Linked DNA regions of Homo sapiens: region 2 is linked to region 1. A link is a loop called in an ENCODE intact Hi-C map of the cell type or tissue named here. Cell type or tissue: PC-3. All regions are shown on one strand. Links, peaks and the distances in the headings refer to the core of each region. The heading gives the core; the rest is flanking DNA.

Region 1 (15,974 bases), core at 4,814-12,813:
TCCTGGTAACTACTTTTTTACTCTTTTTATGCGTTTGACTTTCTTAGATTCCACATATGTGAGATCATGCAGTATTTGTCTCTGACTTATTTCACTCAGAATAATGCCCTCCAGTTGCATTCATGTTGTCACAAATGGCAAGACTTCCTCCTTTTTACAGGCTGGGTAGTATTTCATTGTATACACATGTGTGTGTATCTATATATGTGAATACACACACACATATACAATGGAATATCTATATCACAGATATATGTGTGATATACAGATACACACATACATGATATACCATTTTATATTTGTGTGTGTGTATGTATATATATATATATATATATATGCCATGCATATATATATATATATATATATATATATATATATATGTGCCATGATTTCTTTGTTTTTGTTTTTTTGGAGACAGCATTTCACTCTGCTCTGCCACCCTGGCTGGAGTGCTCATTGCAGCCCCAAACTCCTTGGGCTCAAGCCATGCTTCTGCCTCAGCTTCCCTAGTAGCTAGGACTATAGGCATGCACCATGCCCAGCTATTTTTTATTTTTTTGTAGAGACAGGGTCTTACTATATTGCCCAGGGTGGTCTTGAATTCCTGAGCTCAAGTGATCCTCCTGCTCAGTCTCCCAAAATGCTGAGATTACAGGTGTGAGCCACTGCACCTCACCCTACCACAATTTCTTTGTCCATTCTTTTGTGAATGAACACTTAAAAGATTGTTTCCATTTCTTGGCTATTGTGAATAACGCTGCAATGAACATGAGAGTGCAGACATCTCTTCAACTCATTTCCTTTGGATATATGCCCAGAAGTGGGATTGCTGGATCACATGGTAGTTCTATTTTTTTTTTTTTTTCTTGAGACAGAGTCTCGCTGTATCCCCCAGGCTGGAGTGCAGTGTCACAATCTCGGCTCACCGCAACCTCTGCCTCCCGGGTTCAAGCGATTCTCATGCTTCAGCCTCCAGAGTAGCTGGGATTATAGGCAAGTGCCACCACACCCAGCTAATTTTTGTATTTTTAGTAGAGACGGGGTTTTGCCATGTTGGCCAAGCTGTTCTTGAACTCCTGATCTCAGGTGATCCACCCACCTTGGCCTCCCAAAGTGCTGGGATTACAGGTGTGATCCACTGTACCCTGTGGTAGTTCTATTTTAAAATTTTTGAGGAACCTCCATACTGATTTTCAAAATGGCTATACTTTTTTAGTATTTGGAGATAGGGTCTCACTCTGTTGCCCAGGCTGGAGTGAAGTGGTGTGAACACAGCTCAGTGCAGCCTCAACCTCCTGGGCTCAAGCAATCCTCCCACCTCAGCCACCCCAGTAGCTGGAACTATAGGTGCGAGCCACCATGCCCAGCCTCAAAATGGCTATACTAATTTACATTCCCATTAAGAGTGTACAAGGGTTCCCTTTTCTCACCGATAACAAGTATTCTCACCAATACTTGTTATCTTTTGTCTTTCTTATAATAGCCATTCTAACGTGTTTGAAGTGCTAGCTCATTGTGGTTTTGATTTGTATTTCCCTAATGATCAGTGATGTTGAACACCTTTTCATATACTTGTTGACCATTTTTATATCTTCCTTGGAGAAATGTCTATTCAGCTCCTATGCCCATTTTTAAATCATGTTATTTGTTTTTCTGTTATTGAGTTGTATGAGTCTCATATATTTTGGATTTAATCCCTTATCAGATAGACATATGGACTATAAATATTTTCTCCCATTCTGTGGGACACTTTTTCATTTTGTTGATGGTTCCCTCTGCTGTGCAGAAACTTTTTAATTTGATGTAGCCCTACTTGTTTTTGCTTTTGTTGCCTGTGTTTTTAGTGTCATATTAAAAAAAGTATTGCCAAGACTAATGTCATGGAGCTTTCCCCCTATATTTTCTTCTAGGATTTTTATGGTTTCAGGTCTTATGTTTAAATCTTTAATCCATTTTGAGTTTATTTTTGTGTATGGCATAAGATAAAGATCCAATTTTATTGTTTTTTTTTTTTTTGAGACAAAAATCACTTTGTCATTCAGGCTGGAGTCCAGTGGCATGAACACAGCTCACTGCAGCCTCCGCTTCCCACACTCAAGTGATCCTCCTGCCGCAGCCCCCCAAGTAGCTGGGACTACAGGCACATGCCACCACGCCCAGCTAATTTTTTTGTATTTTTTGTAAAAATGGGGTTTCAAAATGTTGTCTTGAACCCCTGAGCTCAAGGGATCCTCCTGCCTCAGCCTCCTGAGTAGCTGGCTAATTAGCACCCGGATAATTTTTGTAATTTTAGTAGACACGGGGTTTCACCATGTTGGCTAGGCTGATCTCAAACTCCTGGCCTCAAGTGATCCACCTGCCTCAGCCTCCCAAAGTGCGAGCCACCGCACCCAGTTCATTCTTTATTTTGATGCCAAAAGACTCCTCGGTTTGGCCACAGTGAGCCCCTTCAAGTTGTTTCCTGTCCTTTTGACATGTCATCATTACTTGAGCACTTTTCAACTTTCTAGCACAATAAGATGTCCCAGGCCCATCTTACCCTTTCTCTGCCCTGGCCCAGAATCAGCTAGTTCTCAAAGGCACCTGATTTTTTTAGTGGAGAGTGGCATTTAAAAACTTACATCTGGGTGTTGTGTGATCATTGTTATTGGAGGCTCATTCGTCACAGGCCTTCTCAGTAATGAAGTTAAGAAAGTATGTTTGAGGGTGTATATTTATATCCATTTCTGTATCTCAATGTTAAAAACCATGGGTTTACACTAATATCTCTAATTCTATTCCAATTTCAAAGGGTTCATTCTGTAGCAGGATGAGCTGCAGACAAGAACCCCTCAGACACCGAGTTGTGAAAGGAAAGGGCTTTACTCAGCTGTGAGCATCGGCGGACTCACATCTCCAAAAACCAATCTCCCTGAGTGAGTAATTCTTGTCCCTTTTAAGGGCTTACAACTCTAAGGGGGTCCGCGTGAGAGGCTCATGATCAATTGAGCAAGCAGGGGGTATGTGACTGGGGGCTGCATGCACTGGTAATTGGAATGGAACAGAACAGGACAGGGATTTTCACAGTGCTTTTCCATACAATGTCTGGAATCTATAGATAACATAACCTATTAGGTCAGGGGTCGATCTTTAACTACCAGGCCCAGGGTGCGGCGCGGGGCTGTCTGCCTGTGGATTTCATTTCTGCCTTTTAGTTTTTACTTCTTCTTTCTCTGGAGGCAGAAACTGGGCATAAGACAATATGAGGGGTGGTCTCCTCCCTTAATTCTAGTCTCCCCCCTTTCCATACTTGTAACTCCCTTTTCTAACAATGAGAGACCTACCTCCTATTATCCTCACTTTACTTATGTGCTCAGTCCCAGGATACAAGGAAAGAATTCCCAAGTCATACCACAGCAGAAGACTGAACTCTTGATCTTTTGTTCCAAATGGGGTCCACCCACAGCCTACCCCATTTCAGTTGATGGCAACTCCATCCTTCTAGTTGCTCAGATAAAAAACCCTGGAATCATCCTGGAGTCTTTACTCTCTCTTTCATACTACACATCTATCTAATCTGTCAGAAAATCCTATCAGTTCTACCTTCAAAATGTATTCAGAATCTAACCACATCTTACCACCTCCACCACTATCAATCACCCTGGTCCAAGCCACCACCATCGTCTTGGGCCTAGATTGCACCCAGCTAGTCTCCCTGCCTCTACCCTTGCCCCTTAATCAGTCTGTCATCAACATAGCAGTCAGGGTAGTGCTTTTAAAAATGTAAGTCACTTTCAATCACTCCTCTTAACATTCCAATGATCACAAAACACTCAGATGTAGGTTGTTAAAACCCTGCGATGGTTCCCTATTTCACTCAAGAGTAAAACCCAGAGTCCTAAAAATGTCCCTATAACTTTCTGGCCTCACCTCCTATTACTCCCTTCATCATCCTACTTTACTCCAAACACAATAGCCTCCTTGCTATTTGTCACACTCTACAGCTATAATCTTATTTATGCCCTTGGCTATGATTCCTCTGCCAGAAATGATTATTTTACTTCCTTCAAGTGTTCAATCTCACTTCAACAAGGCCCACACTGACTACCGTATTTGATACGTATACTTGATATTACAACCACCCATCCAACTCTAGCAGTCCCCATTTTCCTTACCCTACTCTATGTTTTCGTATTCTACAGCACTTATCACTTTCTAATATACCATATATCATTTACTAATTTTTTTATGTTTATTATTCATTGCTTATTCTCCACCCCTGGATCACTGCTAGAATTTATGAGGACATGAATTTTTGTCTCTTTTGTTCACTGAAGAAGAAAGGGGCCTAGAATGGTGTCCAGCAAGCTGTAGACACTCAACAAATATTTGCTGATGTTAAATGAATAAATTATTAGGAACCCAGCATTATGAATTGTTTCACCCCCTATTTTGGCAGCATGGTTTGACTAAAAATTTTCTGTAAAACAATTTGATTTTTAATCTATAATAGCAATTTGGACCAATAGCTCTCATATTTATTTTTCAAACCAGCATTCTCTCCAAGAGGAATGTGTCCTTACAAGAAATTTAGTAACACACCCACACCAGTGAGCCAAGGTACTTCAAATGAATGTTAAATCAAACTTCCAGAGAAAATGCCATAGTTTTTATTTAACATGTATGTATACCTATGTGTGTACATATCAGTACAAGCATACCTCATTTTATTGTGCTTCACTTTATTGTGACTCACAGATACTATGTTTTTGTTTTTGTTTTTGTTTTAATAAATTGAAGGTTTGTGGCAACCTGGCATCCAGCAAGTCTACTAGCACCATTTTTCCAATAGCACATGCACACTTCATGTCTCTGTGTCACACTTTGTTAAATCTTGCAATATTTCAAAGTTTTCCATTAATATTATTTTTTCTTACAGTGATCTGTGATCCTTAATGTTACTACTATACTTGCTTTGGGGCACCATAAGCCATGCCCATAGAAGATGGCAAACTTAACAAATGTTTTATGTGTCCTCACAGCTCCATCAACCAGCTGTTCCCCCAACTCAGTCCCTCTCTTTGGGCCTCCCTATACCCTGAGACACAACAATATTGAAATTAGCCAATTAATAACCTTTCAATGGCCTGTAAGTGTTCAAGTAAGAGGAAAAGTCACATGTCTTTAACTTTAAATCAAAAGCTAAAAATGATTATGCTTAGTGAGAAAAGCAGGTTGAAAGCTGAGATAGACTGAAAGCTAGGCTTCTTGAGCCAAATAGCCAAATTTGTAAATGCAAAGGAAGAGTTCTTGAAGGAAATTTAAAGTGCTACTCCAGTGATCACATGAATAACAGGAAAGTAAAACAGTCTTCAGGCTGATATGCAGAAAGTTTTAGTGGTCTGGATAGAAGATCACACAAGACACAGCATTCCCTTTAATCAAAGCCAAATCCAGAGCAAGGCCTTACCTCTCAATTCTGTGAAGGCTGAGAGAGATAAGAAAGCTGCACAAGACAAGTTTGAAGCTGGCAGAGGTTGGTTCATGAGGTTTAAGGAAAGAAGCCATCTGTATTAAGTCCACTCTCATACTGCTATAAAGAAATACCTGAGGCTGGGTGTGGTGGCTCATGCCTGTAATCCAGCACTTTGCGAGGCCAAGGCAGGCAGATCATCTGAAGTCAGGAGTTCGAGACCAGCCTGGCCAACATGGTGAAACCCCGTCTCTACAAAATCAGCCGGGCATGGTGGCATGTGCCTGTAATCCCAGCTACTCGGGATGCTGAGGCAGGAGAATCACTTGAACCCGGTAGGTGGAGGCTGCAGTGAGCCGAGATCACGCCATTGCACTCCAGCCTGGGCAAAAAGAGTGAAACTCCATCTCAAAAAAAAAAAAAAAAAAAAAAGAAAAAAGAAATATCTGAGAGTGGGTAATTTACAAAGAAAAGAGGTTTAATTGACTCAGTTCTGCAGGCTATAAAGGAAATACAGCGGCTTCTATTTCTTGGGAGGCCTCAGGAAACTTACAATCATGGTGGAAGGCAAAGGGGAAGCAAGGCATCTCACATGGCCGGAGCACGAGGAAAAGAGTGAGGGGAAGGTGCTACACACTTTTAAACAACCAGATCTCATGATAACTCTTATCCCAAGAACAGCACTAGGGGGATGATGCTAAACCATTCATGAGAAGCCACCCCCACCAGATCCAATCACTTCCCACCAGGCCCTACCTCCAGCACTGGGGATTATCTTTCAACATGAGATCTGGGCAGGGACACACATTCAAACCATATCACCATCTCCATAACATAAAAGTGCAAGATGAAGTAGTAAGTGCTGATACAGAAGCTGCAGCAAGTTACCCAGAAGATCTACCTGAGATCACTTATGAAGGTGGCTACAACAGATTTTCAATGTAGATTAAACAGCCTTCCACTGGAAGAAGATGCCATCTAGGACTTTCATAGATGGAGTAAAGTCAACGTCTGGCTTCAAAGCTTCAAAGGACAGGCTGACTCAGATTAAAGGATAATGCAGCTGGTGACTTTAAACTGAGGCCCAATGCTCATTTACCATTCTAAAAATCCCAGGATCTTTAAGAATTATGCTAAATATATTGTGCCTGTGCTCTATAAATGAAACAACAAAGCATGGGTGACAGTACATCTGTTTACAGCATGGTTTACAGAATATTTTCAGTTCATTGTTGAGACCTGCTGCTCAAAAAGAAAAAAAAATCCTTTCAAAATATTACTGCTCACTGACACTCTACCTGATTACCAAAGAGATCTGATGGAGATGTACAGGAGATTAATGTTGTTTTCATGCTTGCTAACATCCAGTTGGTAGCCCATGGATCAAGGAGTAATTTGCACTTTCAAGTGTTATTTTAAGAAATACATTTCATAAGACTATAGCTGCATGAATAGTGATTCCTCTGATGGATCTAGGCAAAGTAAATTGAAGAACTGAATGCCATCATTCTAGATGCCATTAAGAACATCTGTGGCTCATGGGGAGAAGTCAAATTATCAACATTAACAGGAGTTTGGAAAAAGTTGATTCCAACCCTTGATTTCAAGCTGTCAGTGGAGGAAGTAACTGCAGATGTGGTAGAGATAGCAAGAAAACTAGAATTAGAAGTTGAACCTGAAGATGTGACTGAATTGCCGCAATCTCAAGATCTTATGGATGAGCAGAGAAAGTGGTTTCTTGAGATGGAAACTACTCCTGGTGAAGATGCTGTGAACATTGTTGAAATGACAACAAAGGATTTAGAATATCCCATAAACTTAGTTGATAAAGCAGTGGCAGGATTGGAGAAGATTGACTCCAATTTTGAAAGAAGTTCTACTGTGGGTAAAATGCAGTTAAACAGCATTGCATGCTACAGAGAAATCTTTCATAAAAGGAAGAGTCCACTGATGTGCCAAACTTCATGGTTATCTTATCTTATTATAAGAAATTGTCACAGCCACCTTCAGCAGCCACCACCCTGACCAGTCAGCAGCTGTCAACATCAAGGCAGGACCTTCCACCAGCCAAAAGATTTTAACTTGCTGAAGGCTCAGGTAATTGTTACCATTTTTTTTTTTAGCAACAAAGCATTTTTAAATTAAAATATATAAATGTTTTTTTCCAGCCATAATGCTATTACACACTTGACAGACTACAGTATAGTGAAACATAACTTTTATATGCACTGGGAAACCAAAAAATCTGTGACTTGCTTTATTGCACTATCCACTTTATTGCGGTGGTCTGGAACTGATTCTGCAATATCTCCAAGGTATGCCTACATATATATAAACCTCTGCTTTTAATGATACTGTGAGGGCCTAGAATTTCATTTGGAGTTAATGTACACATTTGACAAACTTGACTGTTTTGAGAACAATGTTTTTAATCCCTCAAGTTCTCTGTCTGCTGATCAAAATGGACATTAACATCCTAACATACTTTGCATTTTCCTAGTATCTACAAGGCCAGATATTTTTATCTTTTAATTTTTTGAATTTTTAAAATCTAATTTTTTTAATTAATTAACTAATTTTTTTTTTTTTTTTTTTTTTTTTGAGACAGAGTTTCGCTCTTGTTGCCCAGGCTGGAGTGCAATGGCGTGATCTTGGCTCACCGCAACCTCCATCTCCCGGGTTCAAGTGATTCTCCTGCCTCAGCCTCCCAAGTAGCTGGGATTATAGGCATGTGCCACCACCCCGGCTAATTTTGTATTTTCAGTAGAGACGGGGTTTCTCCATGTTGGTCAGGCTGGTCTGGAATTCCCGACCTCAGGTGATCCACCCGCCTTGGCCTCCCAAAGTACTGGGATCACAGGCGTGAGCCACTGCGCCTGGCTGCTAATTTTTTTTAAAGAGATGGGGTCTTGCTCTGTTGTTGTGGCTAGAGTGCAGTGGGATGATCATGGCTCACTGCAGCCTTAACATCCTGGGCTCTAGTGATTCTCTCACTTCAGCCTACTGAGTAGGTGGGGACAATCGGCAATTTTTTTTTTTTTTTTTTTTTTTTGTAGAGATGAGGTCTCCCTATGTTGCCCAGGCTGGTCTCAAACTCCTGGACTCAGGTGACACTCCTGCCTCATTTTTCTGAAGTGCTGGGATTACAGGCATGAGCCTGTAAGGCTTTATTTCTAGAAGCCTTTATTTCATGTAGAAGGCTTTATTTTATTATTTTTTTGAGACAGAGTCTTGCTCTGTTGCCCAGGCTGGAGTATAGTGGCACCATCTCAGCTCACTGCAATCTCTGCCTCCTGGGTTCAAGAGATTCTTGTGCCTCAGCCTCCCAAGTAGCTGGGACTATAGTTGTGAGCCATCACACCTGGCTATTTTTTTTGTATTTTTAGTAGAGATGTGGTTTCCTCATGATGGCCAGGCTGGTCTTGAACTCCTGACCTCAAGTGATCTGCCTGCCTCAGCATCTCAAAGTGCTGGGATTACAGGCATGAACCACCGCGCCCGGCCACAGGCTTTTTTAACATGTGGTGCACCAAAGATTTTTGTATGTAAAATTTTGTGTAAATGTATTTTCATTGTGGAAGCTAATACTTGCATCAGATTTTCAAAGGATTCTCTGACCTAAAATAAGTTAAGAATCACAGCATTAAACTTGTAGAGTTCCTCCATTAAAAATTAGCTTCCCAGGCCAGGCGCAGTGGCTCACACCTGTAATCCCAGCACTTTGGGAGGCTGAGGCAGGCAGATCACCAGGTCAGAAGATCGACACCATCCTGGCTAACACGGTGAAACCCTGTCTCTACTAAAAATCCGAAAAATATGCCAGGTGTGGTGGCAGGCGCCTGTAGTCCCAGCTACTGGGGAGGCTGAGGCAGGAGAATGGCATGAACCCGGGAGGCGGAGCTTGCAGTGAGCCGAGATTGCACCACTGCACTCCAGCCTGGGTGACAGAGGAGACTCCGTCTCAAAAACAAAAAACAACAATAACAAAAAATTAGCTTCCCGACGACAGGAACCATGTCTGTCCCATCATCTTATCTTAGTTCCTACCAAGTAGTAAATAATAAATGTTGAACAAATAAAAATAAGGAAATGAATAAAGAATGGATGAACAAATCACTAATTTATTGCCTCAGCTCACACTATCTCTTCTTTGCCCAGCTTTCTAAGGGTTGGGTCACAGTAGCTCATATGACTGATAATGAGTCAGAGAGGTAATAAGACTTGCTCAATGCAGTTATCACTAAACATGGCTGGGGGGAACCTTTGTAGGAGTGAAAAAGAAATCTTAAAGATGCAAAAGACATTTGTCTTTCTGTACATTTTTAAAGTAACATGTGGCTGGGTGCAGTGGCTCATGCCTCTAATCCCAGCACTTTGGGAGGCTGAGGCAGGATGATTGCTTGATCCCAGGAGTGTGAGACCAGCATGGGCAACATGGAGAGACTCTGCCTCTACAAAATACAAAAAATTAGCTAGGCATGGTGGCACACACCTGTAGTCCCAGCTACTCAGCTGGCTGAGGTGGGAGAATTGCTTGAGCCTGGGAAGTCGAGGCTGCGGTGAGCCGTGATTGTGCCACTGCACTCTAGCCTAAGTGACAGAGTGAGACTGTGTTTGAAAAAAAAATCCACTTTTATGGAGTTTTTTTGAGGCATAGGTTTCCTGGGGGCTTTGGGGTGCTGTGTACTTCTAGGTACTAAGAGGAAAGGCCCAGAGAACAGGCTGCTAAGAGCTTGCTCCAGGTCCCAGGCTTAAGGGGAAAAGGTAATATTTATTACCCTTAAAGTTCCCTGTTTGGCTGTCCAACTCAGCTTATAAAAGTAAGAATGGAGACAGAAATTCAAATAAGAATTCTGCCCAGGAGTAAACACTGTGGATCTCTACTGCATCTTTTTGGAACCTGAGTATATTAGACAGAGCACAGAGGCTACTCTTCCCTAACATCATACCCTGACCTTCAAAGGGGTTTAAACATTTTTATTATCCAATTTCTGCATTATGCTGGCCATAAAGAATCATTTCTATTTATAAGGGAATTATCCACTAAGATTGATCAGGCTATTGTTGAGGACAGATTCCATCTCTGGAATGGCTGCATCTATTCTGCTGAGGGAACTTTCTGCCATGGATGGCTTGGCAATGAATTACCAGAAATACTCAAGAGGAAAGCAAGTTGCCTTCTGTCTCCACTTTACACACAGCAGAAAACCCAAGTGGTTATGGAATACAGTGAATTACCCAGAAACAATCAGTTACCAGAAGCTCTCTAGGATTACAGTGATGACTAACCTCAGAGATGAAGCCTTCCAAGAATCTCTTCTCAATCTTTTTTCCTTTTCTTTTTTTTTTTTTTTTAGACAGAGTCTTGCTCTATCACCCAAGCTGGAGTGCAGTGGCACGATCTCAGCTCACTGCAACCTCCATCTCCTGAGTTCAAGCCATTTTCCTGCTTCGGCCTCCTGAGTAGCTGGCTAATTAATAACTGGCTAATTTTTGTATTTTTAGTAGAGACAGGGTTTCACCATGTTGGCCAGGCTGGTATCAAACTCCTGACCTCAAGTGATCCAGCTGCCTTGGCCTCCCAAAGTGCTGGGATTATAGGCGTGAGCTACCATGCCTGGCCTCAAGAACCTCTTCTCTAAACCAGACCTACAAATGATATTCTTGACAATGGAATGGATTACTTGAAGCACAGAAAACAGAAAGGAAGTTAAACAAACATGAATACAACAGGGAACTCTTCCATATAGCTTTTATGCTGGGCAAAAGAGCCCTAACTGTGGGCAGAAGTTGTTCAAACTTCATTACTCAACGTTAAAAAAAAAATGCTTCAGTGGGTACCTACTATGTGTAAAGCATAGCACTGGGCACGATGAGAGAACTAGGGTGAACAAGATGAGAAGAGTCCATGATCTCTAATACTAGAGATAAAATATGAACACTAATAACTGGAATGCAGGTGGAAAAGAGGTACAGATAATTTAGAAGAGACAGAACATTTGGCTAGTGGCAGTGGGGTCTTGTTGCTTCTGCTTGGTGGATTAAGGAAAGAAGGAAAGAAGGTTAGGGCCTTGGATGCCCAGCTAAGTAGGCTTCTTTTCTTTTTCTTTTAATTTCCCTTCCTTCTTTTCTTCCTCTCTCCCTCCCTTTCTTCCTTCCTAATACTTTACATCCTTAAAAGTTTTAAGTAGAGAACTGAAGACGATAAGAACTGCTCTCTGGAGAAATTAATACGGTAGTAGTGAAGTTTGTAGCAATGGGAATTGAGAGACAGAGCCAACAGATGTTTAGGATATAAATCAACAGGTCCAGGCAACTAACTGTTGTGGGGATCACTAAGAGGGAAGAGTCAAAGGTGACTTGGAGAATGCTGATGTCATTCAAGAACAGGTGCCCAGGAGAGAAATAGAAGAAGGTCGGACAGATGATGTGTGGTTCTGGACACAATGAAGTGTTAGTGAAGCCACCTGACAGGCTGTTGGAAATGTGCGACTGAAGCCCTGAGGAGAGGTCTGGATTGCTGAAGCTATAGATGTGAGACTATTATGCATACAAATGAGCTGATGCCATGAAAGTGGATGAGATCATCAAGGGAGATAGCAAAGGAGGAGGAAAGAGAAGGGTAAAGGGCAGAACCTTAGGGAATACTTGCATTTAGGATAAGAAAAAGACCCTGATGACGCCATCAAAGAAGGAATCATCAGAGCAGTAATCTGAGAATCAGCAGACTGTCACAAAGCAAGAAAGAGGCTCAAGAGGGTGTAGGAGGTCACAACAGAAAATGCTACCCAGAGGTCAAAAAGGATGGGGCTTGAGAAAAATGCCAGCGAGACATCGAGGAGCATTTTTCACTAGACTTTTGGTGGGATCAGAAATCAGAGGTTTCAAGTGCAACAGCTAAAGAGGGAACAAATGGGCTATTCAATTCATATTTGTTGGTGTCCATCTGTCTTTACTGCTTGACTCTTCTTTTTCCTTCCTGAACTCACCATCTGTTCACTTTCACTGCTATGTGCAAATTTCTAAAGACCTTCATTTTAAGGATTCAGCAGATACTGACAAATATTGACTTAATAAATCTCCCTAAGAAATCCTAGATTCCTAAAAGGGTGACTGCTTGTTCACATTTTGTTTCTCAAGCAAAGATATCCCAAAGACAAGTGAAATGGACTGCGGATAGAGAGGGCTGACTGTAAGTGCACCACTGAATAAATGACACTTCCAAAGTCTTCCTGACTATCACAGAGACTCTAAACTTTTCTAAACACTCTGCAGATATTCTTTTGACACATCTAGGCTTTGCAAAACCATATACCTAATCACATTTAGTAAGAAGCTTTCTTAGAACTTAAGTGTATTTAGCCATTTCAAGTCTATAGTAGAATACGGCATTAAATGATAAAGTTCCCCTACCAAATTAAATAAGGGTAACTGTTCTATTCATAGATGAAAGAAAAACATAACAAATTTTGGTATGCCTCTTTCAAAACCGGTCACTAACTTCCCAAACATCTTCACTGAACAGATACGGTATTGAGAAGTGTTGTGGGTGGCACAAAATTACAGGATATGACTACTAATGTTATGCACCAATCTCAATTAACAGGGGGTACACTTGCAGGGTACATAAGTATAATCTGGGTTTAACATAATCTTTTGGGTTCACCTAAAACATTATTGGTTACTGGCAAGTTATTGGGTTTTTTTTTTTTTTTTTTTTTTGAGATGGAGTTTCGCTCTTGTTGCCCAGGCTGGAGTGCAATGGCACAATCTCGGCTCACTGCAACCTCTGCTTCCCCGGTTCAAGGGATTCTCCTGCCTCAGCCTCCCAAGTAGCTGGGATTACAGGCATGCGCCACCATGCCCAGCTAATTTTGTATTTTTAGTAATGGTGGGGTTTCACCATGTTGGTCAGGCTGGTCTCGAACTCCTGACCTCAGGTGATCCGCCCTCCTTGGCCTCCCAAAGTGCTGGGATTACAGGTGTGAGCCATTGCGCCCCGCCTATTGTATCTTAAAAAGTAGATTCTCATTATGAAAAGCACACATTGATTTCTGAAAGTCAATTATTTTGTCCCAGTACTTTGAGAAGCTGAGGCAGGATGACTGCTTGAGGCGAGGAGTTTAAGACCAGCTTGGGCAACATAGCAAGATCCTATCTTTACAAAAACATTTTGAAAAAATTAGCTGGGCGTGGTGGCATGCCCCCGTCATCTCAGCTACATGGGAGGCTAAGCTGAGAGGCTCACTTGAGCCCAGGAGTTTGAGGTTAAGTCCCTAAGTTACAAAAAAGATATATTTCCAAAGTTCTTCAGTAACTTAGGTACTTAGAAATTCATGAGCATTTTCTCACTGATTCAATGATATTAATAATGATTAGGTCAAATCATGGACTTAACCATGGTGGTGATTTTTATCCCTAGAGATTGGTATAATATCTTGCACATGGTGTTCTAAAAAGTTGCTGAACAAATGATTGAATGAGTCAACGAATAAAGTGTAGGCCTATACTATTCTGAAAGTAATACAAACTATTAATATAAAAATGTTTCCTTTGAAAAATATGTTCTGAATTCCAGCTTGGTTGTAAAGAACAATCTCTCCTATGGTTCATTCTCTAATTTTGGTGGTTGAATGAGGACTTCTTTCCCAGCTATGACATTAATTTCATATTAAGTTTCAGTTACCCTCGACATTTTCTTACTTCCATTGGGGAGGCCCTATAAGGAAAGTTAGAGGAATGAAAGGAAATAGATGATGATGAGGAGGAGTGATGCAAGTATCTGGAGACACCTTCTTTTTTTTTTTTTTTTTGAGACAGAGTCTCACTCTGTTGCCCAGGCTGGAGTGCAGTGCTGCGATCTCAGCTCACTGCAAGCTCCACCCCCTGGGTTCACACCATTCTCCTGCCTCAGCCTCCTGAGTAGCTGGGACTACAGGTGCCTGCCACCACGCCCGGCTAATTTTTTGTATTTTTAGTAGAGATGGGGTTTCACCGTGTGTTAGCCAGGCTGATCTCGATCTCTGGAGATACTTTCAAGAGAGACACTCATCAGGGCTGGTTGAACCAATCCTGTCATCATTTGTTCAACATTAGCCTAACTGGAACAAGGTGAGGACAGAGACTGGCATGAGAGGGGGTCTAGGTCACAGAAGACTGCAGCTGTGATGGGGGGAAAAGCAGTCTGAGGAAAGGAGTCTTTCTGTGCAAGCTTATCTAAGGCTGGTATTCATCCAAACAAAAGTAGTATAGTAGAGAGGTTAAGTGTAAGGACTCGGGCCAAACTTTCTGGGTTCAAGTCTCAGCCCCCTACTTTTTAGCTATGAGATGTCAGACTAGGTACTTAACCTCTCTATATCCCATTAAAATGGGTATAATAAGAATATCTACCTCGGCTGGGTGTGGTAGCTCACGCCTGTAATCCCAACATTTTGGGAGGCCGAGGCGGGAAGATTGCCTGAGGTCAGGAGTTCGAGACCAGCCTGGCCAACATGGTGAAATCCCATCTCTACTAAAAATACAAAAATTAGCCGGGTGTGGTGGCAGGCGCCTGTAATCCCAGCTACTCAGGAGGCTGACGCAGGAGAATCGCTTGAACCCAGGAGATGGAGGTTGCCTTGAGCCAAGATTGCGCCAATGCACTCCAGCCTGGGTGACAAGAGCGAGACTTCGTCTCAAAAAAAAGAAAAAAGAAAAAAAAAGAATACCTACCTCAAGAGTTGTTAGGAGGATTAAATAATTTAACAGTATCTGAGATACCCTGAAAGCTATATGAGCATTAACTAAACGAGCACATCAGGCATGTGTAAGTTGCTGATTACATGTTATGTCAATTATAAACTTAGTTAACTTTTAAAACTATAGGTTTCCTAGGGATGAAAGCACAAGAGGAAATTAAGGTGGGTATGGTTTATTAAATATCAGTAAAAACCATAGTACTATCTTCAATCATATGTGATCCCTGTTTTTCACCCCAAAAGAAAAGAAAAAAACTATGCCTAACCTTGTGCCAAATCACCACTTAGGACTAGGAATTTTTAAATGGTACCATGAGACCCAAGCAAGCCTTACTGAAACTTTTTTTTTTTTTTCAAGACAGGGTCTCACTCTGTTGCCTAGGCTGGAGTATAACAGTGTGATCATAACTCACTGCAGCCTTGAATTCCTGGGCTCAAGTGATCCTCCTGCCTCAGCTTCTTGAGTAGCTAGGACTACAGGCAAGCACCACCATGCCTGGCTACATTTTTACCTTTTGGTTTTTACAGAGCTGGGGTCTCATTATGTTGCCCAGATGGGTCTCAAACTCCTGGTCTCAAGTAACTCTTCTGTCTTGGCCTCCCAAAGTGCTGGAATTATAGGTGTGGGCAACCGTGCCTGGCCCTGAAGGTATTTTAATAGTGCATTTTCTTCTAATAATGAGAAGAATATAAAATATATCTTCTTTTTTGACAGTGTTGCTCTAAGAAAAACTATTCAAAATGGACTCTATTTAAGAGTACAACTCATTTCACTAAGTGAAATA
Region 2 (15,974 bases), core at 3,313-11,312, 50 kb before region 1:
TGTAGTCCCAGCTACTCGGGAGGCTGAGGCAGGAGAATGGTGTGAACCCAGGAGGCGGCACTTGCAGTGAGCCAAGATCGCGCCACTGCACTCCAGCCTGGGCCACAGGGTGAGACTCCATCTCAAAAAAAAAAAAAAGAAAAGAAAATATATAATAAATTGCTGTTGATTGTAGTTGCCCTATAATGCTATAGAACACTAGAACTATAATGAAAAATATTTTATAAAGAAAATAATTCATAGTGCTCTTAGACTTCAAATACCAAACAGATTATGCTCTGGATAATTAAGAATGGATTACTGAATTCCCCACACACCAGATAATATGTGTGAAAGTAAGTCATGCACAGTACAGTGGTATAACTGTATTAGATGTTATTGTCCTTTAATGCTTTTGAGCCTTAAACTGCTGTATTAGCAAACTACTTAGGATAGCTCTTGTTTGTTGTGATGAGTGATGCTCAGCAAGGCTGAAGGGACAATTCACATGCCATCAACCAAAAACAACCTTACATTAAACAAGGACTTGCCTGCTACTTTTCTGAAAATGAACGAACAACAACACAAGACAAATTCTCCCCTGACCAGGCCTCTCTTACATCTTGGGTGGAAGGCTAAACCTGCTAAGGGGACACATTTTTTTGGGCCCGAGTCTGTATGTGCATGTGTGTGTGTGTGTGTGTTGTGTGTGTGTGTGTGTGTCTGTGTGTGTGTGTGTGTGTGTGTGTGTGTGTGTGTGTGTGTTTCAGAGTTGCCATGTGGTCAAACTGCCATAGACTGTCCCATCCAAGCTGAACAAGTAGCTCTCCTAGGAGGGGTAAAAAACAAACAACGATCTGCTCAGCACAGCGAGCAACTTCCTCACCAGGTGGGAAAATCTGGACCTGCCTCATAATGATTTTCTGTCATGCCCCACATAAGCAAATGCTGCACTAAATATACATCCCAAATACATTCTATCAGGGAGCTGGAGCAACACCAGTATTTATGCTCAGGCTAATGTTCTATTACAGGGATTATACTCAACTGAAATAAAATGAATATTCTCTAGCACAACCCAATTGTTCTTTATACAGTTTTTAATGAGATTCCGCCCAGTGTCACAGCAGTACTTATGTAATTACTCTATATAACTCTGCCAGCAAGAAGGGAATGAAATCTCCTTATCAGGGTATTGCAAACCAATAACACCTCAGCAGCCAGTCTCTTTCCATGCGCTGCTGCATTTTGGATAGTCTGGGAGCACGGCCATCATGCAGAGGGAACGCTTGGGTGACCAAGGCTTCAGCACTGCAGACTCGCTTCCAGGAATGAACACTGCACTTTCTTGAGATTTCCCAAGAAAACATATGAAAAGAAAGCGAGCCTGCAGCTTCTGAGCTGTGTCCTCTTCAATTGGGATGTTCAAAGGGGCATGTGTGGCCAGTATGCAGCCATGCGGTCAGCACGCAGCTTTTGTCAGAGGCTGCTGAAGGCAGCTTTGCTGGAACTCTGGAATAATCCACCCAGGAAGGGAAGTGAATGGGAGAAGAGGCAGATGCAGATGAAAAATTATTTGTTTGGCTCCTTGAGGAAAACTGTAAGTCAGCAGAAAGCAGAATTGAGAAAAAAAGTGCAGCTGAGAAAGAGGCTAATCTGGTCCTGAGAAATTATCTAAATTAGGAAGATAGCCTCTGCCATCCACTGCTGAAGAACCCCAGAAGCCAGGGGCTAGACCTCGAGCAGTTCCACTAAGGCTTTGTCCTGTGGTCCTAAGAATGACTTTTTCTCTACTGGTAATTCCGCTTTAGATGTGATAGGAGCCTTGAGCTGCCCCAGGGGCTATGAAATCCAAGAGCACAGCACAGGGACTTCCCCTCTACCCCAATGTCCAGTGAAGGAATTCAGTCAGAAGGACTTAGCAGCATAGTCTTGGTATCTGCTAAAGAGTTCTCAGGGCTTTCCCAGGGGAGCAAAACTGCACAGATTCTGCAAGGTAAAACATGGAGGAAGGACAGGACCATTGCATCACAAAGTCCTTGCTGGCTGCTTTCTGGGATTTTCTCTGGTAGCATCCCCATCCCTCAAGCATGGCTCAATCCTTGGTGGTGGAGATGGGTGGGAGAGGGAGCAGAATTAGGAAGCAAGCATCACTCCTACTCCACAACCAAAAGAAAATCAGCAATGAGAAGAAGGCTTGGTCAGATAGCAACAGGAAAACATAAATGAAGAATCACTACTGTTATGGCCTACATTGTAGACATTGTTCTTTACAGTCAGACCATATCGCTCACTAAGCCTTGTTGCAGAACTAGGAGAACTATGGTAGATCCTTCTTTGATCTTTACCACAGCTATCCCTCACAACCACTTCCCTCACAACAATAAAAACCTCACACCTTAGCTATAATTTACACTCCTGTGCCAACAGAGAGTGATAACAGGTTTCCACAAGGTACTTGTCATCTGTTACCTCCATGGGTGGTATTATTTGCACTTAATTGTGTTAATAGTTAAGACTCTAGTAATAAAAATAACCTTCAAAAGGTATTCTCAGCTATGATGTGACTTTACAGCCTTAGACACAAAATTCATGGAGACCAGTAGGATGGGTATTCTTCCTACTTTATAAATGAAGAAAAAATAACTCACAGATGTTAAATGACTGCCTGAAGTTTATGGCACAGTTTAAACTGGTTCCCAGGTTTCTTGATCCTTACCCAAGTCCTCATTCTATGAAAAAGTTCTGTGCTACCTGGGTAGAATGATCATTACAAGAGAAATCTGCCAGAGCTGAGCTGCACGTGAGGGAAAGCAAGCTACCTGGCCAAGCCCTGTCGATGCCCAGATTCAATTAAATATCATCAGGAAAGGGCTATTCAGTTTGTGCATTTCTCATCTCTTCTGCTCTCACGCTTTCCCTGGGGGCTGGCACAGAACTGCACAGACTGTGATTCAGGACGTTCTTCTGGGCCAGAGATGCTTCTGCCTGTTTGCTTACCCAGGAGACGAAGGCCTGCTGGAGGGCTGAGACCCAAAGCAGATGGGCAAGCTCATCACTGCACTGGGTACTGTCCTGGCCCACAAAGGCACCATGTGATAGTGACTCAAAGGTTATATTTACAGACCCCAAATTATTCAGTGCCTGTATATGCTTCCCTACTTCAAATGTAGGGGATGAGTGACAGGACAAAGTGAGAGCTGGGTGGCCAAAGTAAGATGAGTAATAGTGAAGGGCAGGCATAAAGATGACTCTCACCCAACACCATCCCAAAATGTGTAGGTGATAATGTGTGCGAGGGGAAAGGGGTTGACTCATCCTGGTTTGCCATATCTGAACAACAAGTATGACATTTTACTTAGCATTTCCATAGCATCTCTTTCTACAGAGCTTGGCGCTTGCCACATCCACCTTCTCTTGGCCTGATGAAATACCCTTGTTTAACAGGGGATCAGAGGGAGCAATCCATGCCCTTTAATAAGACTGTCCCTATCATCCTGCAAAGCCTCAGATGAAATCTACCTTACATGAGATAAGTGATATAAAGTGCTACAGTGCTTAGTACAGCACCTAGCACTCTTCGTTTAACAGCTATTTCTTGTATGTGCTAGATGATATGCTGAGCATTTTACATAGTAAATAATCAGAAAATGGAAGCTATTATAATAATTATTATCTAAAGGGAGTATGCCTCCTGTTCCTACATGCTCCCATTGCAAATCAAGCTCCTTTTGATTGTGGAACACAGGAGAAAAAAATGTCATTTTACTGTTTATGTGAGTAAATTTATTTGCCTTTGATGTATCTTGCTAAAATAAAATTTGTCCTCAGCCTTAGGTACACTGTAAATGCATATGAAGTAACAAGAATTTTCTCAAAGTCTCAACTCTTTAACACGGTCTCTCCTTTGTGCACAGGGATGTAACCAAAAAGCTAAACACAGGGCACTCCTCACCCTTGGAAAGTCACTTCCCAACATGGTACCCAAAGAGACATCTTGAAAGAGACATGCACAGTTATGTGCTCCCTCTCCAGGGAACAGTCTTCTCCAGTGGATGTGAAACAGGCTGTGGCAGCTGCTTAGTATCATTAGACCAAGGGCAAGTCACCTGCTCTCTCAGGCTTAAAATAAAGTTATCATCTCAAGCCAAAAATACTCAGCATTTGGCCAATAAAAGAAAGCCAATGAAGGCCCAGTTATCACAAGGGATTTCTTATTGATGAGATTTCTACAGTGAATAACTGAAAGTGTGATTTGTATGCATGTATGGCATTATGGAGAAGTTGATGAAAGCCAACTGCTTTGTGAAAAGGGCCATTTTGTGTGTGTGTGTGTAGATCAGCAAACCATCAAACCTGAATAAGTTTGTTTTTGTTAAGCACACAATTTCTTAATACATTTCATAAGCAATCAACCTCTGAGTGAAGAACATTAGCCTCCAATAAAAGAACAAATTATTCTTCTATATGTTCCATGTTTTCCAATGAACTGTCTCTATTCTGGTTATAATCAAGTAAAAGGCACCCACTTCAGAGATTTTTTTTTTTTTAGGGCATGGTCCTTGGCTATACAAGAGAACCAAAATGTTTTCAGAGTTTCAGATGATAACTGAGGATCCATTTGGGGTTCTGGTTTTTTGGTGGAAGTTTACCACAGGTAAGACAAAAACATAAGGCTAAGTAACTAGTACATGCAAACAAGGACCACTTATAAAATCACTCATAGCTGTACTTATTCAAGCCCTGGATAAAAAGGGAAGGCTCATACTCACTATTTCGACTAATAATTTGAATATGATTCTATCACACTTAGAGTAGATCCATTTCCAGCCTAATGCTTGGTTTTCTCTAATCTTGTTTATTCTTAATTGACACAATAATCTTTAGGCAGGATAAGGTATTTTCTCTCATAAATTTATAAACCTTTACAAAAGAAATTACTTTGCGGAAATTACTTCAAATGTCAAGTAAGTCAAGGAACTTAATCTTGGAATTATGTTTCTATTTTTAATGTTTTAATCCAGACACAGCTTTTTTTCCCTAAGTCTCCTCAAGTATTGAAGGTACTAAATCAGCTCTCATACAAACAGCTCTTCAGAAGGGAAATAATTGGAATTTTCTTCCTCATTTAGTTCTTTTAAATTCAACTACTTTGAGGGAAGATATAAAAATAAATAAATAAAATCAAATTGATTAAAATACACATGATGTGAGACGACTTTTTTTTTGCTCTAGTGTTCAACATCTTAATTAGAAACACCTGCTCAATTAAGAAAAATAGATTGAATGGAGAAATCTCAAAAAGTCATTCAGTCTATGACCCTGCTCTTGGGTCACGGGTTAACTAAAGCATCTCTAAAATGTAATTGCCTATATTAGTGTTTCTTAATCAACTTTGCAACACTCCAAGGCATTAAACAAAATGAATTTTAAATCATTTTACTTGTTAAAGCTGCTCATATGTACGTGTGTCCATCCAGAAAGGCTGGAAATGATGAGTTCATGAATTTCAGAAGAAGTAAAGCAAGGAGGGGATTACTGATGTTCATTGATAGCTGGCCATTGGTTAGACAACTTAATGATTGGGCCTTTTCTCTTTTGTCTCTACAAAGTTGACTGTACTGCAATCCCATTTCTTCCAATTCTATCATCTATGAAAATGAAGATTTACCATCATCTACCTTTTATTTATTCTTTTATAGATAATATCCACAGGTAGTTAAGTCAGCCTTTTTAAAGGGAGTATCTTCCCCTATCATCCCTTTAAAAAACTGATTTATATAACGTTTTATAATTTGCAAAGTACATATTCACAAAAATCCTCAGAAATTTAAAAATTATTCTTAACCTTGTTTACAGATGTGAGAACTGAGTGAGGTCATGTGTCACCTATTAAAATATTTGTGATAATTTCTTTCTTTCTTTTTTTTTCTTTTTGAGTTGGAGTCTGGCTCTGTCACCCAGGCTGGAGTACAGTGGTGAGATCTTGGCTCCCTGCAACCTCTACCTCCCAAGTTCAAACAATTCTCCTGCCTTAGCCTCCCAAGTAACTGGGATTACAGGTGCCCACCACCATGCCTGACTAATTTTTTGTATTTTTAGTAGAGACAGGATTTCACCATGTTGGCCAGGCTGGTATCAAACTCCTGACCTCAAGTGATCCACCTGCTTTTGGTCTCCCAAAGTGCTGGGATTATGGGTGTGAGCCATTAAGCCCAGCCTCTGATAATTTCTAGTTAGTTAGGTGGCTAGAAAATGTTGAGCCAGGGGCTCAAGCCCAGGCTTTCAATTTCTAATCTTTGGTTCTCTCCACTGTTCTGTATTAGCCTCTCAGAAGGTATTCAGACATTTGTATTACCTGATTTAGTTTTTCTCAGTGCTTTTAAGCCATGCAGCCCCAAACTAAAGTAACACTCCAGTAATGTGCAGTGAAAGCATTATCACTTTTATTTTGAATGTTGTGCTCTTGACAGTCTTTTAAAAGAGCCTCTTTCATTGATTATTAATTCAACTACCAGTCTGCTTTTATTCTTAATCATTTTTCCTGTGTTTCCTTGTTGCTAGCAAGCAAGTCAGTATCCTTGCATACTTACTTAATTTACTCTTCCTCCTTAACACACAGACCACTTACTGAGTCTTTACTGTGGGCGAGACACTATGCTTATGTCATTTTCACATAACTCCACAAGGTATATATCATTAACCTATTTTGCAAATGAACAACCTGAGGCTCAGAAAGGTCAAGTGTGTGTAACCTATTATTTTTTTGAATATATCTAAGAGAATCTGAATTTTGTCTTTCAGGTTTTTCTTGGTCTTATTTATGATACAGTGTATACTCCCCTTTTCTTAATTAAAGAAGCACTAAATGTCATTCCAAATAATGACTCATTTGTGCATACACTAGGACCCAGAATATAAGATAAGCTGCCCATGTAGTTTCATGGCTAACACAGTGGTCAGCACACAGGTGCTGAATAATGTACTGAGAGCTGCTCATGCCTTTGAGGACCATGCCTTAGAGTACCATTGATGGACTGAAAATATAAGAAAAAACAATCTAGAAAGAAAAAAAAATGAAAAAGGCAAAAGACAGAAGAGAAAGAAGGGGGAGATGGTTCTGTAGCCTCTGAAGTAAATTTTTGTTTTTTTGTTTTTTTGTTTTTGAAACAAGGTCTCACTCTGTCGCCCAGGAGCGCAGTGGCAACATCACAATCACGATCGTGGCTCATTGCAGCCTCTACCTCTGGGGCTCAGGTGATCTGCCCACCTCAGCCTCCTGAGTAACTGGGACTACAGGTGTGTGTCACCATGTCTGGCTATTTTTTTGTAATTTTTTTCGAGACAGGGTTTTGCCATGTTGTCCAAGTTGGTCTCGAATTCCTGGACTCAAGCAATCTGCTCACCTCCGCTGGGAGACCTTGGCCTCTCAAAGTTCTGGGGTTACAGGCGTGAGCCACCCTGCCCAGCTGGTAAATGCTTTTTAAAAGGAAGATTCATTGCTTTACATTCTATACTCAAGTTCTTATTAGTACTCCTATTGCTTGAGCTCCTGTTCTTTCCCGTGTGGTGGTCTCTATGGCTATGTCACAAAGGTGGTGACAGACTCCTTAGAAACAGAAACAAACAAGTATTCAACTGTGTGCATCTCTGCTGGCCATTTGTGTCATTCCAGCCCACACCTGGCATACAAACAACACTGACATCAACTCTCTTATGCATCCTCTGAAGGGAGCTGAAAAAAAGCCTTCTCAAGCCTTAACACAAAGACTAAACTTCCCTCCCCCACAGATTACTGTGCTTTCTTACAAATTCAAACAACCTCTAGTGAATAATTATTTAAGAAGTCTCTCTCCTTGGACCTCATAGCTCACTGCCTCAATTCCTCTAAACAGAGCCATCTGTTAGCCAAGGACTCAACATCAAAACATTCTTTGATGAGTCACAATTAATGACAAGTACAATGTGAGTACTGCCAGAATGATAAATTTAACACTACTCAAATATTCATCATGGACTAAATAAAGAGCCTTTTAGGTTTCGAAGACGAAATATTTTAAGGTTTATAAAGCTGCTTGGCTTTAAAAATAAACCAAATACAGTCCTGGTAGTTCCCAAGAAATCAAATGGATCTGAGGTAGTGTTAGCAAAGCTGACATTATGCGCCTGAAAATAATCATAATTTAGATTTTAATAGTCGATATGAATATTTTAATAGCTGATTTAGATTTTAATAGCTGCAACTATAGAAGTCAGGTGAGCACAATGAACTGACTGGGAGATGAGACACAAGAACTCTGACTCTAGCTGGGACACCAACTACTTTACATCCCTAGACCAGATGATTACCAAAGTCCCTTCCAGGGCTAATACTCCATCACTCTGTGAATATATGATTTAGAAACATGCCTACCTTTTGGATTCAAAGAGGACTCCACTGACAATATTTTTTGTGTTAAGATTACTGACATCTGAGATTTTTTTTTCCTAGACATTTTTGCTTGTTAAAAGACTAGCAAATTCAATGAGTGAATTTGGTCAATATTTCTTTTCCCTTTTAACGGGCCTATTGCTCATTGATACTACTGAAAGGGCAAGTTATTTGCATCCACACGCTAAATTTTCTCAGTAAAATGATGATGATGATGATAATTTTTTGAGACGGAGTTTCGCTCTTGTTGCCCAGGATGGAGTGCAATGGTGCGATCTCGGCTCAACGCAACCTCCACCTCCTGGGTTCAAGCAATTCTCCTGCCTCAGCCTCCCAAGTAGCTGGGATTACAGACATGCGCCACCATGCCCAGCTAATTTTGTTTTGTTTTGTTTTTTTGAGACGGAGTCTCGCTCTGTCGCCCAGGCTGGAGTGCAGTGGCACAATCTCGGCTCACTGCAAACTCCGCCTCTAGGGTTCATGCCATTCTCCTGCCTCAGCCTCCCAAGTAGCTGGGACTACAGGCGCCCACCACCACACCCGGCTAATTTATTTTTTGTTTATTTAAGTCTCACTCTGTCACCCAGGCTGCAGTGCAGTGGCGCGATCTTGGCTCACTGCAAGCTCTGCCTCCCGGGTTCATGCCGTTCTCCTGCCTCAGCCTCCCGAGTAGCTGGGACTACAGGTGCCTGCCACCACACCTGGCTAATTTTTTGTATATTTAGTAGAGACGGGGTTTCACTGTATCCGTCAGGATGGTCTCGATCTCCCGACCTCATGATCTGCCCGCCTCGGCCTCCCAAAGTGCTGGGATTACAGGCGTGAGCCACAGTGCCTGGCCTAATTTTGTGTTTTCAGTAGAGACAGGGTTTCTCCATGTTGGTCAGGTTCGTCTCAAGCTCCCGACCTCAGGTGATCCGCCTGCCTCAGCCTCCCAAAGTGCTGGGATTACAGGCGTGAGCCACCGTGCCTGGTCTAAAATGATTATTTTTTAAAAATGAGATCCATATAATGAAAACCAACAGTTCTCCTTAGGTCTGTTTCGCAATCAGTAAAAGATAAATAAGAAATAGCTCAGCAATAATGAGCAGTAGAAAAACAAATGTAATTTAAAATCTGAGTCCCATTTTATGGCTTAAAGCTGAGTAGCAAAAGTAGACAAATTGAAGTCTAATCTTGTATTTGAAAAAAACCTAAACTACATAGAACTGTGGCTTTAAAAGCATTTGTGAAGAGAAAGCAGGAAAGATCTAAAATTGACACCCTAACATCACAATTAAAAGAACTAGAAAAGCAAGAGCAAACATATTCAAAAGCTAGCAGAAGGCAAGAAATAACTAAGATCAGAGCAGAACTGAAGGAAATAGAGACACAAAAAAATCCTTCAAAAAATCAATGAATCCAGGAGCTGGTTTTTTGAAAAGATCAACAAAATTGATAGACTGCTAGCAAGACTAATAAAGAAGAAAAGAGAGAAGAATCAAATAGATGCAATAAAAAATGACAAAGGGGATATCACCACCGATCTCACAGAAATACAAACTACCATCACAGAATACTATAAACACCTCTACGCAAATAAACTAGAAAATCTAGAAGAAATGGAGAAATTCCTCGACACATACACTCTCCCAAGACTAAACCAGGAAGAAGTTGAATCTCTGAATAGACCAATAACAGGAGCTGAAATTGAGGCAATAATTAATAGCTTACCAACCAAAAAAAGTCCAGGACCAGATGGATTTGCAGCCGAATTCTACCAGAGGTACAAGGAGGAACTGGTACCATTCCTTCTGAAACAATTCCAATCAATAGAAAAAGAGGGAATCCTCCCTAACTCATTTTATGAGGTCAGCATCATCCTGATACCAAAGCCTGGCGGAGACACAACAAAAAAAGAGAATTTTAGACCAATAATCTTGATGAATATTGATGCAAAAATCCTCAGTAAAATACTGGCAAACCGAATCCAGCATCACATCAAAAAGCTTATCCACCATGATCAAGTGGGCTTCATCCCTGGGATGCAAGGCTGGTTCAACATATGAAAATCAATAAACGTAATCCAGCATATAAACAGAACCAAAGACAAAAACCACATGATTATCTCAATAGATGCAGAAAAGGCCTTTGACAAAATTCAACAACCCTTCATGCTAAAAACTCTCAATAAATTAGGTATTGATGGGATGTATCTCAAAATAATAAGAGCTATCTATGACAAACCCACAGCCAATATCATACTGAATGGACAAAAACTGGAAGCATTCCCTTTGAAAACTGGCATAAGACAGGGATGCCCTCTCTTACCACTCCTATTCAACATAGTGTTGGAAGTTCTGGCCAGGGCAATCAGGCAGGAGAAGGAAATAAAGGGCATTCAATTAGGAAAAGAGGAAGTCAAATTGTCCCTGTTTGCAGATGACATGATTGTATATCTACAAAACCCCACCATCTCAGCCCAAAATCTCCTTAAGCTGATAAGCAACTTCAGCAAAGTCTCAGGATACAAAATCAATGTGCAAAAATCACAAGCATTCTTAAACACCAATAACAGACAAACAGAGAGCCAAATCATGAGTGAACTCCCATTCACAATTGCTTCAAAGAGAATAAAATACCTAGGAATCCAACTTACAAGGGACGTGAAGGACCTCTTCAAGGAGAACTACAAACCACTGTTCAATGAAATAAAAGAGGACACAAACAAATGGAAGAACATTCCATGCTCATGGGTAGGAAGAATCAGTATCGTGAAAATGGCCATACTGCCCAAGGTAATTTATGGATTCAATGCCATCCCCATCAAGCTACCAATGACTTTCTTCACAGAATTGGAAAAAACTACTTTAAAGTTCATATGGAACCAAAACAGAGCCCGCATTGCCAAGTCAATCCTAAGCCAAAAGAACAAAGCTGGAGGCATCACACTACCTGACTTCAAACTATACTACAAGGCTACAGTAACAAAATCAGCATGGTACTGGTATCAAAACAGAGATATAGACCAATGGAACAGAACAGAGCCCTCAGAAATAATGCCGCATATCTACAACTGTCTGATCTTTGACAAACCTGAGAAAAACAAGCAATGGGGAAAGGATTCCCTATTTAATAGATGGTGGTGGGAAAACTGGCTAGCCATATGCAGAAAGCTGAAACTGGATCGCTTCCTTACACCTTATAGAAAAATTAATTCAAGATGGATTAAAGACTTACATGTTAGACCTAAAACCATAAAAACCCTAGAAGAAAACGTAGGCAATACCATTCAGGATATAGGCATGGGCAAGGACTTCATGTCTAAAACACCAAAAGCAATGGCAACAAAAGCCAAAATTGACAAATGGGATCTAATTAAACTAAAGAGCTTCTGCACAGCAAAAGAAACCACCATCAGAGTGAACAGGCAACCTACAGAATGGGAGAAAAGTTTTGCAACCTACTCATCTGACAAAGGGCTAATATCCAGAATCTACAATGAACTCAAACAAATTTACAAGAATAAAACAAACAACCCCATCAAAAAGTGGGCAAAGGATATGAACAGACACTTCTCAAAAGAAGACATTTATGCAGCTAAAAAACACATGAAAAAATGCTCATCATCACTGGCCATCAGAGAAATGCAAATCAAAACCACAATGAGATACCATCTCATGCCAGTTAGAATGGCTATCATTAAAAAGTCAGGAAACAACAGGTGCTGGAGAGGATGTGGAGAAATAGGAACACTTTTACACTGTTGGTGGGACTGTAAACTAGTTCAACCATTGTGGAAGACAGTGTGGCAATTCCTCAGGGATCTAGAACTAGAAATACCATTTGACCCAGCCATCCCATTACTGGGTATATTCCCAAAGGATTATAAATCATGCTGCTATAAAGACACATGCACACGTATGTTTATTGCGGCATTATTCACAATAGCAAAGACTTGGAACCAACCCAAATGTCCAACAATGATAGACTGGATTAAGAACATTTGGCACATATACACCATGAAATACTATGCAGCCATAAAAATGATGAGTTCATGCACTTTGTAGGGACATGGATGAAGCTGGAAACCATCATTCTCAGCAAACTATTGCAAGGACAAAAAACCAAACACCAGACGTTCTCACTCACAGGTGGGAATTGAACAATGAGAACACATGGACACAGGAAGGGGAACATCACACACCAGGGACTGTTGTGGGGTTAGGGGAGGGCGGAGGGATAGCATTAGGTGATATACCTAATGCTAAATGACGAGTTAATGGGTGCAGCACACCAACATGGCACATGTATACATATATAACAAACCTGCACATTGTGCACATGTACCCTAAAACTTAAAGTATAATAATAATAATAAAAAGAATATCACTAGAAAATAAAATAAAATAAAATAAAATAAAAGCATTTGTGAATGCAACTTTTGTTATAATCATAGATTAAGGTGATGATTCACTGGGTATAGATCAACTTTAAAAAGACCAATCACAAGGGATTTAAGAAATGGCACACTAGTGGGTCAGACTCAATCAAAAGTCCTTATAAATATAATAATTCAGTGATGCCTTTTTCCGTGTTCATTTCTGTGATAACTAATCCTTTTGTGGCTATTTTCCTGAACTTTTTTTCTTTTTTCAAGCATGAAAACAACATAGCATTAAATATTGAAATAAGTGAGGCCAGGCACAGTGGGTCATGCCTGTAATCCCAGCCCTTTGAGCCATGATTGTGCCACTGCACTCCAGCCTGGGCAACAGAGTGAGACCCTGTTTCAAACAAACAAACAAACAAACAAAAAAAAAAACAAAAGAAAAGAAAAAGAAAAATGAGTGCTCATAATGACAGAATCCTGATGTAACAAGGCTTTTTTTTAATTTTGGCATATTAGATTTTGGCCTCTTTCACATGTTAATGCTTTTTCTTATGTGTAAGCATGCACATATTCAGAATCCTGCCCTCAATGGAGAAAAGATATTACCTAAAAGCCAATTCCAGATGATGACAATTTTCTTGTGACCTTGCATTCTGCCTAGTCTTATATTCTCAAGTATTGACAACATTGTGATTTATGACTGAAGTCCTTCCATACCATTGCTTTGGGTCTTGTCTAGAAGAGGCAACCTTGGATTACTAAATAAATGAAAACACAATGACTTATAGCCCACAGTTCAGAAGACTCGGAGTTGGCAAACTTACCATGACTGTAGGCAAAAGACTGCAGGAGAACTAAGTATAATTAGGGTTGCTGTGAAATAAAGGGCAAGCAAAGAAAGAGGATATGACTGAGCTATGGTTTGGATTGAAGGGAAGTCTCCAAAAAAGTATACTGAGGGAACTCACCTAGTATGGAAAAGGATAGAGCATGGCCTGGGGACTCAGTACTTTTTAAATTGACAGGGATTCCAGCGATATTTAGCTTATAACCCTTATTAATGAAAGATGCACAAAAGCAAATACAGAGTACAGAGGCAGGGCTTGAAGGAACGGGCAGAGACTTTTCCTGATTCTTCTCTATATTTACTGCATTCTATCTCCTGAGAGTTAAAAACAACTATGATCATTCACTTTGATGACCTGTCAAAACCATCTGATGTGCACTAGGATGATATCTGCCTTTTACTGATGACGTGTCAGGGACTGTACATACACTGCGCCTAACTTTGCAAAGCAAGTCTTATTACTGTATTTCTAGTTTATGATTGAAGAAGCTAAGAAATAAAGAGGTCAAGTAAATTACCAGGATTTCACATAGCTAATGTGTCTAGGTTGGGATTTGAATCCAGGTATGTGTAACAAGTAAGACTGCACCTAATTTCCCACCATGCCACCCTCTAAAAGATGCCATGCAAAATTAATCTTTTAAAAAGTCTTTTTTTTTTTTTTTTTTTTTTGAGACAGAGTTTCACTCTTGTTGCCCAGGCTGGTGTGCAATGGCACAATCTCCGCTCACCACAACCTCTGCCTCCCAGGTTCAAGCGATTCTCCTGCCTCAGCCTCCCAAGTAGCTGGGATTACAGGCATGCACCACCACACCCAGCTAATTTTGTACTTTTAGTAGAGACGAGGTTTCTCCATGTTGTCAGGCTGGTCTCGAACTCCTGACCTCAGGTGATCCGCCCACCTTGGCCTCCCAAAGTGCTGGGATTACAGGCGTGAGCCACCGCACCCGGCCTAAAAAGTCATTTTTTAAGATCCAAAGAAGCACATATGAGGGTAGTATTAATATGCTAAGTATGGCTATCAGGAACTATATAATCCCAGCTCAGTTTAGGTAATATTTTTCCACAAATGTTAATGAAAGTGCCTGCTGCATGCAAAGCACTGGACCTTGAGGCAGGAAGATATAAAAGTCACAATTCTTGCCTTTTAAGAGTTTATCATCTGGGCTGGGTGCGGTGACTTACGCCTGTCACCCCAGCACTTTGGGAGGCTGAGGTGGGCAGATCACTTGTCAGGAGTTCGAGACCAGCCTGACCAACGTGGTGAAACCGCATCTCTAATAAAAATACAAAAGTTAGCCGGGGCGTGGTGGTGCATGCCTGTAGTCCCAGCTACTTGGGAGGCTGAGGTGGGAGAATCACTTGAACCCAGGAGGCGAAGGTTGCAGTGAGAGGAGATCTCATGCCGTTGCAGTCCAGCCTGGGAGACAGAGTGAGACCCTGTCTCTAAAAAAACAAAACAAACAAACAAAGTTTACCATCTAACTGGGCAGGATAGGAAAAAAGTAACAATAGGGATAATTAACTGCTTAAAACAAGAATAAACATAATATTACAAAGGAATACATGATTAATTGCCAAACCAATCATATTTAAGACTAAGAAAAGGGAGAGATTACATGGTCTGGAAGGGTTTAGGAAGACTCCATAGAAGAGAAGGAGGGATGAGGCTGATTTTTAGGGATTGATAGAATCTAGACAGGGAGAAAAGTAGTACTGGATTCCAAGAGGAGAAATGGGGAACAAAAACACCAGAAAGAAAGCCTTTTGCTCAGAGCCAAAGGTTTAGAACATGAATGGTTGTGAGGTAGCTGGAAAGGCAGGTTAGAGACCAAGCACTGGAGACTTTGAAGGGTAGGTTAAGTAAATTAGATTTAATTCCTTGGGCAATGGTGATTCAGAAATGTTTCTGAGCAAGGGAGTCACATGATCCAAGTGGTGTTCTAGGATGATTTTTCCAGCAGTAGGTTGCAGAAAGTTTACAGAGGGGCAGGAAGAACAGTTAGGAGTTGCCTATAGGAGCATCCCAGAAACAGAGAAACAGAAGCAGAGAGAAAGAAAAGGAAGATATTTCAGTTTCATTCTGATGCTATAGATTTAGAAAGACATGGACTTGCTTCTGGCTGGAGCTGGTTTAATTAAATGTAAATTTGGAAAATAAAGCACAAATAACTTTGGATAGATGCATAGTTCAATTAAAAATTATTTGGATTTACAGTTTTGTGTCATTTTACAGATTATACAGCACTTTCAGAAATATATAAACATATATAATCATATATATATACACATAAATATATAAACATATATATATATATATGTTTGGGATGGAGCCTCGCTCTGTC

The links. Hi-C counts contacts between places; a loop is a spot of excess contacts. Peaks named below come from ENCODE experiments on the same cell type or tissue, not always from the same donor. Only the 100,000 strongest peaks of a DNase experiment are listed, where the experiment ranks them.
Region 2: it touches region 1 in a loop (4-fold over the local background); 3 of 110 quality-filtered maps call a loop at or near these places.

The regions. Positions count from the first base shown.
Region 1 is chr15:43,999,610-44,015,583 of GRCh38, forward strand. The region is part of intron 1 of FRMD5 (FERM domain containing 5); the gene reads right to left. Among named protein-coding and RNA genes, the nearest start is that of WDR76, 180 kb to the left of the region's middle. In PC-3, for the core only: no CTCF peak of the experiment used is centred there; a DNase peak (open chromatin) is centred at 9,642; H3K27ac peaks cover 830 bases.
Region 2 is chr15:43,951,298-43,967,271 of GRCh38, forward strand. The region is part of intron 1 of FRMD5 (FERM domain containing 5); the gene reads right to left. Among named protein-coding and RNA genes, the nearest start is that of WDR76, 130 kb to the left of the region's middle. In PC-3, for the core only: no CTCF peak of the experiment used is centred there; no DNase peak of the experiment used is centred there.